4 separate regions of the Homo sapiens genome follow, and all the other regions are linked to region 1. A link is a contact called in ENCODE Hi-C or POLR2A ChIA-PET data. All regions are on one chromosome and are shown on one strand. Each heading gives the region's core, a stretch centred on a gene start or an enhancer-like site at or near the end of the contact. The rest is flanking DNA. Distances are from core to core; before and after follow the strand shown. Region 1 holds the start of CRY1 (cryptochrome circadian regulator 1). Region 2 overlaps SSH1 (slingshot protein phosphatase 1). Region 3 holds the start of SELPLG (selectin P ligand). Region 4 overlaps NUAK1 (NUAK family kinase 1).

What was found. A loop is a pair of places that touch in the nucleus more often than their neighbours do. ChIA-PET counts read pairs that join two places held with the same protein, here RNA polymerase II (POLR2A). Pooled maps may share reads with other maps.
Region 2: a loop to region 1 is called in a map of chondrocyte, with 6 times the contacts of the local background. The contact joins the enhancer-like site here to the promoter of CRY1 in region 1. A Hi-C loop is called at or near these places in 2 of 168 maps with a recorded cell type or tissue (chondrocyte and endothelial cell of umbilical vein) and 3 of 50 pooled maps. POLR2A ChIA-PET finds 5 or more read pairs at or near these places in 1 of 52 experiments (PC-9).
Region 3: a map of naive thymus-derived CD4-positive, alpha-beta T cell shows a loop between it and region 1 (6-fold over the local background). The contact joins the promoter of SELPLG here to the promoter of CRY1 in region 1. A Hi-C loop is called at or near these places in 1 of 168 maps with a recorded cell type or tissue (naive thymus-derived CD4-positive, alpha-beta T cell) and 7 of 50 pooled maps. POLR2A ChIA-PET finds 5 or more read pairs at or near these places in 1 of 52 experiments (WTC11).
Region 4: a pooled map shows a loop between it and region 1 (2.6-fold over the local background). The contact joins the enhancer-like site here to the promoter of CRY1 in region 1. A Hi-C loop is called at or near these places in 1 of 50 pooled maps. POLR2A ChIA-PET finds 5 or more read pairs at or near these places in 2 of 52 experiments (Caco-2 and activated T-cell).

The regions. Positions count from the first base shown.
Region 1 is chr12:107,092,063-107,095,366 of GRCh38, forward strand. CRY1 (cryptochrome circadian regulator 1) reads right to left here and starts at 1,487. Exons shown (of 13, transcript NM_004075.5): 1 at 742-1,487. The coding sequence starts at 899. RefSeq lists silencers at 1,319-1,548, 1,879-1,958 and an enhancer at 1,629-1,778.
Region 2 is chr12:108,838,369-108,841,672 of GRCh38, forward strand. All of the region lies in intron 2 of SSH1 (slingshot protein phosphatase 1), which reads right to left. Among named protein-coding and RNA genes, the nearest start is that of MIR619, 3.0 kb to the left of the region's middle. RefSeq lists enhancers at 1-693, 1-127, 687-1,288. Within about 2 kb of position 1,728, at least 9 of the 41 ENCODE cell types and tissues checked have a DNase peak (open chromatin) inside an H3K27ac peak, as active enhancers do.
Region 3 is chr12:108,631,840-108,635,143 of GRCh38, forward strand. It overlaps SELPLG (selectin P ligand), which reads right to left and starts at 2,055. Exons shown (of 2, transcript NM_003006.4): 1 at 1,901-2,055. It overlaps LOC105369968 (a long non-coding RNA gene), which reads left to right. Exons shown (of 3, transcript XR_007063449.1): 2 at 2,492-3,304. RefSeq lists enhancers at 1-118, 1,527-1,576 and a silencer at 2,817-2,866.
Region 4 is chr12:106,089,718-106,093,021 of GRCh38, forward strand. All of the region lies in intron 2 of NUAK1 (NUAK family kinase 1), which reads right to left. Among named protein-coding and RNA genes, the nearest start is that of NUAK1, 48 kb to the right of the region's middle. Within about 2 kb of position 1,559, at least 12 of the 41 ENCODE cell types and tissues checked have a DNase peak (open chromatin) inside an H3K27ac peak, as active enhancers do.

The DNA.
Region 1 (3,304 bases), core at 237-2,736:
AATCAGTGCCTGGCACATGCTAAGTGATCAAGAGTCTATCTGTTGAGCTATGCTTTTATTTCCACCAGGGGGCCTAACAATCATGTAGCCTGGTGTTTCAGGAAAAGATCATAAAGCATCTCTAAGATTTCTTTCAGTGCTCTGATCCCTAGAAGGACTACAACTTGCCTAGAAAGAAAAACTGTGCTTTGTCTCGGCAACCACAAGGAGGAGTTGAGAAAAAGAACCGAGCAGAGAAACCAGATAATGCTGTTTCCCTTGCTTTTCCCACAGTAACCTCAAGGTGGAAGAACACTGGATCTGGAGCCTGCTGTACTGAATGAATGATTTTTCTCCATACTATGAGTTACCTAGACACAAACGTAAACAGGAAACATCACAATCCTTCCGAATGCCACAAAAAGGCCAAGGGAATCCATATACAATGGCCACTAAGGACAGGAAAGGTGTTTCTTTAACTCCAGCACTAAGAATTCTCCACAAATTCAGGGGAGGAGCTCCAGTTAGCACAGAAAGACACATAACTCACTGATGAAGACCGAGTGTTTCAGGTCGTCAGTACTCTTTGGCCAGAGAAGTATTAAGTCAATTCTATTTAATACTTAGGGCACCTAAAATTCGTAAGCGGTATAAGCAAGACAGTCCCACGTCTAAATTCACAGATTTGGCGGATCGCATGGAATTCATTAACATCAGACTCATTAAACACCCAAATCCATTTCCCACGGGCTTGTGACTCACCGCCACCTGTTGATGCCCACATTGGAGGAGCCGGCGAACCAGGGGTCCAGGATGTAGACGCAGCGGATGGTGTCGGCGCCCTGAATGCACTCCTTCAGGGCGGGGTTGTCGTGGAGCCGGAGCCCCTTTCGGAACCAGTGCACGGCGTTCACCCCCATGCCGGGGGGCGCGGCGGGTCCTCCACGGAGAAATTCAAGGAAGGAGGCTCCGGCTCATAGCCGACACCTTCGCTTCCAAGAGAATTGCCTCACCCGGGGCGTGAGGAAAGGGCGGCAGAGGGGGAACAGGAAAAAATGACTCCGAGGAGGGGACCGGAGAAGGCGGGGGCGCCGGAGGCGCAGTGGAAAGATGAATGGAGGTTGCCTAGTCGGCGGAGTCCGGGTGTGACGCCCTTTAGGAGCCCGCGCCCGCCGCAACCGCCTGGAGGCGACGCATAACTTCGAGGGCCTCGGACCTCCGGAGCCTGAGCAAGTTCCAGGAGCTCGAGCCGCCACGACGGCCCGAGCCGGCACGGACGGCCCCAGGAGATTCGTCACGGAAACCTCGCCCCACCAAGGCGGCCCCTAAAGACAAAACGGCCCGCCCGAGGTGAGTCACCGAGGAGAACCGGAGGGGAATGAGCCCCTGTCGGCGACGCTGTCTCTCGGCCCGGGAGAAAGGACCGGGAACGGAGGCTAGAGGCGGTGGTCGAGGCCGCTGGACGGTTGCCGGCCGGTGACCGGTCCCGAGGCTGCCCGGGTGACTCTGCCGCCGCCGCCGCGTCAGCGGCCTCGGCCCCGCCCCCGGCTCCTCATTGGAGGGCGCGCTCCCCTCGTGACCACCGGCACCTCACGTTTCTGAAGTGTGTTTACTACACTGGCTCGGAGGGGTAATCTGCTCGCGCTTCGGTCGCTTTTGGAGGAGCGGCAGCCGCTTGATCCCAAACTTGTTGACCCTCGTCCACACGCTGAACTCACTGCCTCTGCCCCTTTCCTGTGCCGACTGGTGGCCGTCCCTTGGAAGCAAATCGCGTTGACCACAGGCCCCTTGTGAGGGAAGGCTTAGCCCCGCCCCCAAGGGCCATGAGCGGCCACCATTGGCCGAGGCTCGCTGAGACCCGGATGAGCACGGGGATGCGGGGAGCTTGCGGGCGCGCGCGCTGCTCCGTTAGGCGCGCGTGCGCTCTCGCTGCGTTCCAGAGGGTAAGGGGGCGGGGCCGGCGGGCAGGAGCGCGCTCGGCGATTCCTCCCGTGGGATTTGGGGAGGGCCTGGAAATTGTCCGGTTTCCTTCAGGAGCCAGTGGTGGAGTCGGGCGGAGAGTGAGGGGAGGATGGAGTGGAAGGAGGAGAGTGGGAGGCTCCACGTACATTTCAAGTCCAAACCATGTGCTTCAATCCTGCTTTGGCCAGAGAACCCTACTTTGGAGATTGTGGAGCTGTGCCCCTCCACTCTCCTGGCCCTTGGGTGCCTCCTCCCCCTTGTACATACTCTGGGGAAAAGGGTAATTGGCAGGACGGATGCCAGGCATTCCTGGACTTCCTGGAATTTTTTTAATACTAGCGATATATATCATCAACCTTTCACCCCTCGTCTCTTACATTTAATGTAGTTTACCGGTCTCTTTGAAACTGGACGTTTGTCTACTTTTCCAGCGACAGTGAACTGCAGGCCATGGCATCCCTTAGATATATGATGCCCTTAAATTCATTCAATGATTACTTTTTGAATGAACTAGGCACTGTTCAAAGCACTAGAGATACAGGAGATACTTAATAAAACAGACTAAAACCCCACCCCTCCTGGGGTTTACAATTTGTCTCTTAACCTTTGCTGTTTTTTCCTCTATAAAATACTCTTCTTTGGAATCCAGTACTCAATATTACCACCTTTGAGCTACCTAGGATATTTCTACGCATCCCTTTAGACTCAGATGAAATAATAACTAATTTCTGAAAGTATTCCTGATCCCTAGGGCAAATTTAGGACCTCCCTGGGTTCTCCAAGTATGTTTCTGTTACATCACTTTTCACACTACCGTGAAAATTAGTTGAAAAGTGCCCATTCCTAGCAATACCAACTCAGTAATAGTACTTATTATCATAATAATGTGCCTCTGATTCCCTCTGAAGTGTGATTTCTCAAGGACTGGGTCTGTATTCAGTTTTCTTTTGTTTTTATTTTTTGCATCAACACCAGAACAGAGCCTGACATAGGCAAATGCTTATTTAATGAATGAATGAGTGAGTGAGTGAGTGCTGTTGGCCACCAGTGTGTTTGGCAAAGTTAAAAGAAAGAAGGAGATGGCAATTCTTATTGGTTGAATTGTGTGTCCCCAAAATCATATAACTCTCAATGACTATAAATGTGGCCTTATTTGGAAATAAGGTCTTTGTACATGCTCAAGTTAAGATGAGGTCATTAGGGTGCACCCTAATCCAGTGTGATTGGTGGCCTCATATAGTGGAGAAATTTAGACACAGAAATACATATACATACAGGGAAAATACCATGTAAAGATTGGAACTGTGCTGCCACAAGCCAAGGAACTACTGGAAGCTAGGAGAAAGACCTGGAACAGATCCTT
Region 2 (3,304 bases), core at 478-2,977, 1.7 Mb after region 1:
CAGGTCTTCCTGGTCTGTGTGTGTCCAGGTTTTGAGGGCCTCTCACATACACGGCTCTGGACCACGTAAGATCTAATTTTAGCATTTTCCTGCTCGGAGACCACATGTTTGGAACAGCAGGGGCTGACCTGCCCGTGCAGGCCTCCTATTGTGAAGGGCACGCGAAGCCAGGATACCGCAGCCCTGCAGGATGTGACTCAGCATCCTGTCTCAGTGCTGGGGCGGCCAGCAGCTCTGGCACCAAGTGCTGCTGCTGACCTCACCTCTTAAGACCACAAATACCCAGGGTAATTGGTGGGATAGGCATGCAGCATCAGCTCTCCCTGTTAAGACAACTTGCTTGTCCATCCATTATGCTGGGCTTCCTTGTGAACACCACAGGTATCTATCAGGAAGAGTTCTTCCGAGGAACTGATCTGCTGGTATTTTCAGGACACCAAGAATCAAGAGATTGGTCTTGTTTCTCTCTTTGCTTTGACTACCAGGAAACTCAAAGTCAGATCTGTGGCCAAATTCTGGTAACCATACCAATGCTATGTCATGTATTACATGTACAAACCTTCCCCTTACTTCATCTTATTTTCTTCTGCTTTCTTCGTGTCCCGATTTTCTCACTAATGTTACATTCTATTGTTCTCTATGAATGTTGTAAGGTGTTTCAAATCCTTTTTGGAGGGCACTACTGTAGATACAACACACATTACCCCTGAGGGATAAGGACTCTTTTTGACTCCACACAGAATCCCTGGCATTTGGCAAAGAACCCATATTTAGGCACTAAATACACATGGGCTGAATGGAAAAAGCCAATAGCTAAGTAAAAACCACCTCCATTACCATATTGTTTCACAAGAGGTTCTTTTCCCTTCCATCTCATGAGGTGGGGCCTGGTCAGGAGTCCCCAGGGCCTGGGAATTAGGTTCCTTAGGGAGCCTTCTTGCTGTAGGGGCAGCCAACAGGTCAGTGGCCTTGACTCCAGACCTAAAGAGCCACTCCTAGACTCCCAGCTGCAACAGACACAGCGTGGCACGGGTGGGCCTGGCCACTGGGGAAGTGACAAGTGATTTCCAGATGCTGCAGCCAGCCTGGCTCTTTCCAGACCACACTGAAGGCCCCTTCCTGTGGGAATTCTGATGGGGCCCAGATTTGGGGAAACACGCCTCGAGGACTCTTGGCAAGTGCGTGCCAGGCCTGGACCAGGAATGACTTCTGTGGGCACAGGGAGAGACCAGGCATTTCCTAACACAGGACCTTGAACAGCCTTCTCTGAAACAAAGTCTTTCTAAAAATAGCTTCAAAAGTAACCATTCAAGAAAAGAAAGAAAAAAAAAACTGTAAAAGTAAAGGCACTCAAGAATGATATTTCCCAGATAAAAGCCTGGCACAGGTTTCAGAGGAACTTGCAGGAAAACAGGTCAAGGCTGGGTTTTTCCTCTTAGGTGTCACTTGGTTAACATTGGTCTTTGGAGGGGAACAAGTGCGGCAGGAAGGGCTGGCACTGAAAATGATGGCCACTGGGTATAGGCCAGGGCCAGACACTGTACACAGAACAAGACTCTCTGGAGGCCTCAGGAGGGCCCTGAGAGGAGGAAGGCAGGTGGTGGGCCCAGGGTCAGACATGCAAGTGAGCTAAGTGGCAAGGCCGATGCCCCATCCAGAAGCCCCGCTCTGACCACACGCAGGCTCTCCCGGCATGTCCTCATTTATGCGGCAGTCTCTTGTATCTCACTGCAATTCTGCCCCCACACTGCAGGCTGGCCAGCGTGGCTTCCTCATAAGCACATCACCCTGCATCCCGACACTGACTACACCCACAAAGCAGGAGCCCCCGCACCCTCCAGCCCAATCGCTCAGTTCGCTTTGAAAATGGCTCCTCTCGGGGGCTGGGCGCAGTGGCTCATGCCTGTAATCCCAGCACTTTGGGAGGCCGAGGTGGTTGGATTGCTTGTGGTCAGGAATTCAAGACCAGCCTGGCCAACATGGTGAAACCCCATCTCTACTAAAAATACAAAAAATTCGCCAGGCATGGTGGTACAAGCCTATAGTCCTAGCTACCCAAGAGGCTGAGGCAGGAGAATCACTTGAACCCAGGAGGCAGAGGTTGCAGTTAGCCGAGATCGTGCCACTGCACTCTAGCCTGGGTGACGGAGCAAGACTGTCTCAAAAAAAAGAAAAAAAAAAAGAAAATGGCTCCTCTGGATTTTGATTAATCCTATTTTGATTAATCCTGGTTTCTCATTTTCAGCCTTCCTTGAAGCAGCATGACCCATCTGGATGTCCTCCTCATCTCAGGAATTTTCTAATAAGCTGTCTAAATCCAGAGATCCGACCACAGAACAATGAATGCCAAAGATGAGTTCTAAAGATGCGAGTACTTTCTTTCTAAACGGACGCTGCTTTGTGTATGGCTCTGCTCCTGGGGGCAGACGCGGCAGGCTAAGCCCTGCGGAGGAGGAGGTGAGTCCCAGCAGAGGGTCACTTCCTCTCAGTAGCCCGGCTGGTTTTCTCCACTGCAGGGTCAGACCATAGCCCTGACCCAGCTAGACCCCCATAAGCGCATGACCTTGCTCTCACCGTGGGAATAAAACTCGTGATAGTCAGTTACAAATACACAGCAAATGATGAGCAGCACAATATAAACACAGATCTAGATTGGTGGGTCTGAGGACTCATTCTTAAATTTGGAGGCCATCACCTAATCTTGTCTTTTCACTTTACATAGCAGGAGACAGGGACCCAGAGAAGTGAAGAGGCGTTGCCTTAGGTTGCACAGCAGATGACGCCTCTCAAGATGGACCCTAGGTTGTCTGACTCCGTCTCACAGCTTTGCCCCATTTATCATGAAGATGAACGCTGGTAACACTGCTACCTACGAGCTGAGCTTGCACGCACATTCCTGGTGTGTACATGCATGCGTGCACGCTCACGCAATGTGCTAAGTGCACAGGAAGGAGACCAGAGCCCTGAGGCGTTCTTTTGAAGTCTAAGTACTGGTGTTTCGAAAGTTTAATGAAACCTACTAGACTCTGAGCAAAATTCGTTTTACGTTAACCTTAATGAAAAGTTTAATTAAGTTCTGACAGAATTAACTCTTCACGTCTCTGTCCTCATTTGTCCCCATTCTAGAATGAGTTTTCTAATTAAAAAAAATATATAGGGCCGGGTGCAGTGGCTCACGCCTGTAATCCCAGCACTTTGGGAGGCCGAGGCGAGTGGATCACCTGAGGTCAGGAGTTCGAGACCAACCTGGCCAACATGGTGAAACCCCGTCTCTACTAAAAATACGAAAAATTAGCTAGGGGTG
Region 3 (3,304 bases), core at 805-3,304, 1.5 Mb after region 1:
ACCCCCAACACACACACACCAGCCATCTTATCTCCTTCTAGACCACTGGCCCCCACTGCCATCTTCCTGTTCAAGTTCAGCAAAGGAAGCCGAGACACAGGCCTAGGGTCACCACGAACTCCATGGGCATCCTGCAGCCAGAAGCCATGCCGCCAGAGGCAGCTGCTTCTCCCCTTCAAGCCTCAGTTTTCTCATCTGTAAAAGGGGCACTGTCCACCCTCCAAGGTTCTCGGATGATTGATTCCCCAGCTCCTCTGAATGCCCCACTCTGGGCCCAGCCTAGCAACCCAGCCCTTCCGCTCTCTGAGGTTTAACTCCCCTGGCTGCTGGCCAAGCCTGCTGAGGGAGGCATCAACCACCCAGGGCACGGCCTCGGAAGAGACTCTGGGGCTGTCTGAGGGCCTGGGAGCCACCTTCTGAGGCCCCGGCCCACTGAGGGGCCTGGCTCTGGGGGCCTCAAAGTCAGAGATGGAAAAAAAAGGAAAACAGAAGAAAGAGGAAAGAGGAAGAGAATTCCAGGCAACAGAAGCCCAGATATCGACAATATGGGGTGTGTGTGTGTGTGTGTGTGTGTGTGTGTGTGTGTGTGAATGTGTGTACAGCAGGGCACAACTGGCCCCCACCATTTCCTTTTAGTGTCCTGAAAGTATCTCAAATACAAACTAATAAGAGTATTCTAATTTTTTTTTTTTTGAGACAGGGTCTCACTCTGCCACCCGGGTTGGAGTGCAGTGGCACAATCTCGGCTTACTGCGACCTCCCCCTCCCAGGTTCAAGTGATCCTCCCACCTCAGCCTCCCAAGTAGCTGAGACCACAGGCATACACCACTACACCTAGCTAAGTTTTTGTATTTTTGGTAGAGACGAGGTTTCACCATGTTGCCCAGGTTGGTCTAGAACTCCTGAGCTCAGGCCAACCACCTGCCTCGGCCTCCCAAAGGGCTGGGATTACAGGTGTAAGCCACTGCACCCAGCCAAATATTCTAATTATTATTATTATTATTGTTTTCCCTTTTGCTAACAATAGTATCTTAATTCTAATATTTTAATAGTTTGCCACAGACAAGTGTCATTTCCTCAGTCTTATAAAAAGTGGGAAGAATGCATCTTTCTCTGAAAAGAACTTTTTTATGCGTCCATAACATGCAGCTTCAAGAGAAATCCTGCACTCCCCCTACTTTCTGGAGTCTTCCAGACCTAATCTCAGCTCTGCCCCTAAACAAATCCCTTCACCTCTCCCGACCTCAGTTTCCCATCCAGGAAAGGAGAGGATAAGATCATTTCTAGGGAAACACTCATGGTTTCTCTGATTTTCAAAATCAGAATGCCGCCAAGCCAGACGCTGCAGGCAAACTGGCCAGGGAGGGAAGTAAGTTAATGGGAGGCTGGGGCTGGTGGGTCACACCTGTAATTTCAGCACTTTGGGAGGCCAACGCAAGAGGCTTGAGGCCAGGAGTTTGAGACCAGCCTCGGCATCAAAGTGAGACCCCATCTCTAGGAAAGGTAAAAATATTAGCTGCATGCGGCGATGTGCGCCTGTAGTCCCAGCTACTCAGGAGGCTGAGGTGGGAGGATCACTTGTGCCCAGGAGTTTAAGGCTGCAGTGAGCCATGATTGTGCCACTGCACTCCAGCCTGGGTGACAGAGTAAGACCCTGTCTCAAAAAAAGAAGGAAAAAAAAAGTTGGCAGGAGCAGGATTCAGAAGAGTCACAGAATAAGGCCACAGACTCCAGGAAGACTTTAGTCTTGAGTCGGAGGAGCCTCAGTTTGCCCTCCCCAGGTGCTGCAGCTCAAGAAGGGCCTGGCGGTCCTACCCGGGCCTGCCAGCAGCTATAAGGCAGGCCCTTGGCCCATGGGGACCTCCAGCCACTCCCTGTGGTTTTGCAAGCCAGCACTTACCACCGTGCTCAGCAGAGCATGGGACAGCTGCCTCGTGGGCCCAGAAGAAGTGGCTTCTCTGCTTTAGTGACAAGGTCCCAGCCCACGCTGCCAGGCACTGCTGTGGCACCCCCTGCGGCAGTCCCGGATCCGAGCAACCCCCAATGGCTGTGTGTGGAAGGAGGAAGCGAGAATGTGGTTACTTAGGCAGGGCCATGTGACAGCCCACACCCCATTGTTTGTGACAGCTTTGGTGACAACATTGATAAAGACAGGGTGGTAGTGGGGCACCTCCTAGGTCTGACACTGTTCTTGGGTTCCCATAACTGTGAAAACACTGAGAACCAAGTAGAAGCTTTCTGGGGAGAAGTTCTTCGGTTTTGGGTGGGGCCCAAACTGAGAAAGGCCACAGCATTACTTCAGCAGCAATGGACAGTCGGGGCCAGAGGGAGCCCCCTGAAGGACAGGAGTGACCAGAGAAAAAGGAGAATGGTCTCGCTTCTTGCCCAAGATTGGTGGGGCGTGGGGAGGGGTGGGAGGTGGTCAGGGAGCAAAAAACACAAAATATGAACCTTCAAAGGGTTTGCAAATATGGTGTATTTCTTCTCGCAGGACTCAAAACACTCTCTGTAGATGCACAGCACAGGCCCTTTCAGCTGCAACCAAGAGCCTCTCTAGGGAGCTGGACTACAGATACCACAAGGGCAAGTCCTGCTTATCTTATTTCTTCATCCTAAATTTGTTCATTTGACCAACTCTGGCACTCCAGACTGCATGCCCTGAGGTCTAAAGGCCAGCAATTCTGGGCTGTGGCCCTCTGGTAGCCCTCCATCCAATGGGGAGGCCAGCGAGTAAACAATTCGGTGGAACATCATGCCACAATGACACAGCGCAGTGAGTGCCATCCTGCGGTGAGCAAGGGAGGGGCCTCTCCTTCCATCCTGGGTGGGGGAGGGAGGTTAACAGGAGGAGCTTCCAAGAAGTGGCACTTGAGATGACAAGCCAGGTGGGCATCCCAGGCAGAGAGCACAGCAGAGGCAAAGGCTGGGAGGCCTAAGAATACCCAGACACTTCCAGAAGGGAGGGAATAGGGGGGTCTCCCAGGATCTGCCCTGCGGCTTTGCACCAGGCAAGGGCTCAGGACATGCACAGAAAGATACTCATATCTTGCCTTGCACAAAGTTGTTTTTTTTTTTTTTTTTTGAGATGGAGTTTCACTCTTTTTGCCCAGGCTGGAGTGCAATGGCACAATCTCGGCTCACCGCAACCTCCGCCTCCCGGGTTCAAGCTATTCTTCTGCCTCAGCCTCCCGAGTATCTGGGATTACAGGCATGTGCCACCACCCCGGCTAATTTTGTATTTATAGTAGAGATGGGGTTTCTCCACGTTTGTCAGGCTGGTTGGTCTTGAACTCTCGACCTCAGG
Region 4 (3,304 bases), core at 309-2,808, 1.0 Mb before region 1:
GGTGGAGGTTGCAGTGAGCCGAGATCACACCACTGCACCCCAGCCTGGGCAACTGAGTGAGACTTCATCTCAAAAATAAAATAAAATATATCGCAGATCTGTCCACCTGTCTCACCTCCAAGGACATCCCTTACCCCCATCCTTTCTGGTTGCCAGACCTCACACTTGCCTCCCTGCTGACTGCATTTGGAGGGGTCAAGAAATAGTTCCAAATGCATATTCCATGGAGTACTCATTCTGCAAGCTATCTTGAAGAAGAAAAAATTCCACAGTCAAACCCAAGCCAAACATTAATACTTGATGGTCCTCAGAGAGCCTGGTTTCCTTAACTCAGAGTTCTGCCAGTTGATTGGGCCATTTCAATCCTCCTATTGGCATCCAGAAGAACTCATATGGAGCCAGTTTGGGAAACACTGGATGAATGAGATGATACCCGAGGGATAAAACTGGCCCCTCATTCTCTCAGGCAGGGCCAGTGAGCAATCTGGTCAGAGAACTGTCCGAGCAGCCAGGCCTGGCTCTGGGACACCATCCCCCAGTCCCCCATAGGAAGAAGCCCAAGTCTCACGGTCAAGGCCCTGTCACCTTAAATTAATTGAGAGCAAAGAAGATTTCTAGATTTCAAGCCTCAGTGTTTCATCAAGGAGGCCAGAGCTGTTACAGATGAAGCTTCTTGAAGCCTTTCTTAATAACAGCAAAATTTGCTGTAGGCTTACCATGTGCAGGCACCATGCTAATAATCATTCTGCATGAATTACATCATAAGGATTCGGTACTATGAGGATCCCCATTTTACAGATGAGAACACCTGGGGCGACAAGGTGAATAATAATTCCCATAACTACAAAGAGTACGAGGCATAGCCAGCACTGGGCCCAGCAGTCTGACTGCTACCCCCAAGCTCTCAGCCATTCCATTACTACTCATATATATCAACCCCTCTGACCCTCCGCCTCCTCATCAGTCCAATGAGACTAGTAATTTCCTCACAGGTCTATCGCCCTCAGCACGGTGCCCCGGCCAGTGCTCAACGAATGGAAGCTGTGCTCATAATTACTTCATCAGCCACTTAGGCAGCTCTAGCAAAACAAAACCCTAAGACTTTCCTCTCCCTGCTGGCATCGCTCTTTAAAACATGTTGTGGCTGCCACAGAATCACAGGATTTTCGAGCAGGAAAGGACCTTAGAGATTGGGTGTTATTTTTCCAGAATAGTCCAGGATTTATAATGTATAAGAGCAAGGCCTTGGGAATTAATACTGAAGAATGAGCAGCTTCCACACCCTTGGCCCAACGCTCCTTTGCCCGTGCTTAAGGTCACTATCTACAAGGTGACAGGGATACTCTTGGCCATTCTTCTAGCAAAAAAAGGCTGCTTCCCTTGGGCACTTTTACAACTGGTTATTTATAAGCCCAGAAATCTTGTCTGTGTTTATGTTATTAGTCACTAAGCAAAAGCTTATTTTCCACCAGTTGGGAAGGGTTTCCTTTCTGAAAAATGAAAGCCTGTGTCTCTTGGCCAGACAGTTTTACCCAGAGGCCCGGTGGCTCCAGAATGGTAAGGAAAACTATGGCCCTTGACATGCCAGGCCTACCAGGAAAATTAAATCCCTGAATAGAAACTTAGCTCAGCCTGAGTCAGCCCACAGCACTGGGGCCATGGCCAGGTGGTGTACAGCCTGGTTTTTAGCACAGCAGAAAGCACCTACTATGCAGATGGCACTGGGGATACCGAAAGAAGACTTTTCCCAGTTTGGAGGGGAAGGAAAGGCAGGCCAGGTAGAAGGGTCAGCATGAGGAAGGGAACAGAGCAGAAACAGAACCGCCAGCAGCTGGCAGGGCCAGGGACTAGGAGGAGAGAAAGAAGACGGCGATGAATAAAACACAAGACCTTGAAAGCCCACAAGGAGCTGCAGGTGAGTCACACAGGCAACCAAACATCGCCGAGAACAATCCAAGAGACAGGAGCAAGGCACAGGACAGCATCCAGGATCCTGGACCTGTGAAATTGTCTGGGGCTCAATTTTTTCCAGGAGACTTCCCAGACAGGGATCTCTCCTTCCCTAGAAAGCTTGTAATAAGAATAGTTAATATTTATTGAACAGTTACTACATGTCATGGATTAAAACATTTATTCCTCACAATAATCTTATGAGATAGGGATCCATATTATCCCTACTTTATAAATAGGGAACCAAGCCGGGGATGGTGGCTCACACCTGAAATCTCAGCACTTTGGAAGGCCGAGATGGGAGGATTGCTTGAGGCTGGGAGTTTGAGACCAACCTGGTCAACATAGCGAGACCTCATCTCTAAAACAAAAAATAAAATAAATAAATAAATAGGGCACCAGCACTCACATCAAGAAACAATATTGCCAGCCCCCTGCAAGCACCCCTGCCATGCCCTCTTTCTGTCATTAATCATCTCCCCAAAGATACAGATACACCAATACCATGAATATGAGGAATATGAACCAAAATCGTAGATGAGTTTTGAAGTTCTAAAAACTGGAGTCATAGCCGGGCGTGGTGGCTCATGCCTGTAATCCCAGCACTTTGGGAGGCCGAGGCGGGTGGATCATGAGGTCAGGAGACCGAGACCAGCCTGGTCAACATGGTGAAACCCCGTCTCTACTAAATATACAAAAAATTAGCTGGGCGTGGTAGTGGGCACCTGTAATCCCAGCTACTCAGGAGGTTGAGGGACAAGAATCGCTTGAACCCAGGAGAAGGAGGTTGCAGTGAGCCAGCCTGGTGACAGAGCGAGACTCTGTCTCAAAAAAAAAAAATGGAATCACGTAGTATACCTTCTTTTGTCATTAATTCAACATGTTTGTGAGAATAATCTACGTTGCTCAATGTCGTCAAAGATTGTTCATTCTCATTGCTCTAGAGTACTCCATTATGTGAATGTATCGTGTGGTTTATTTATCCATTCTACTGTTGATAGACATTTGGGCTGTTTCCAGTTGAGGGTTGTTATGAATAGTATTACTGTGGATATCCTTGTGCATGTCTTTTGATGCACATCTGTACGCATTTTTGTTGGGTAGATACCCAGCAAGATTGGATGGCAGATTTGTGCAACTCAAAAGCGCATGTTCTCGCCATGACTCTCCACCCCCTTCCTCCATCATACAGTTCTGCTTTTTGCATTACATCCAGTAAAGGTTCTCCTTCATTAAATGGAGCCAAACTTACTGATTTTTCTGAAATGGCTTTATTATCAGCCGATTTGAGGCATTTATCTGGGCATTTTGGTACATGTTAAAGGGAATACAAAAGAGGAGAAGGCACAGTCAT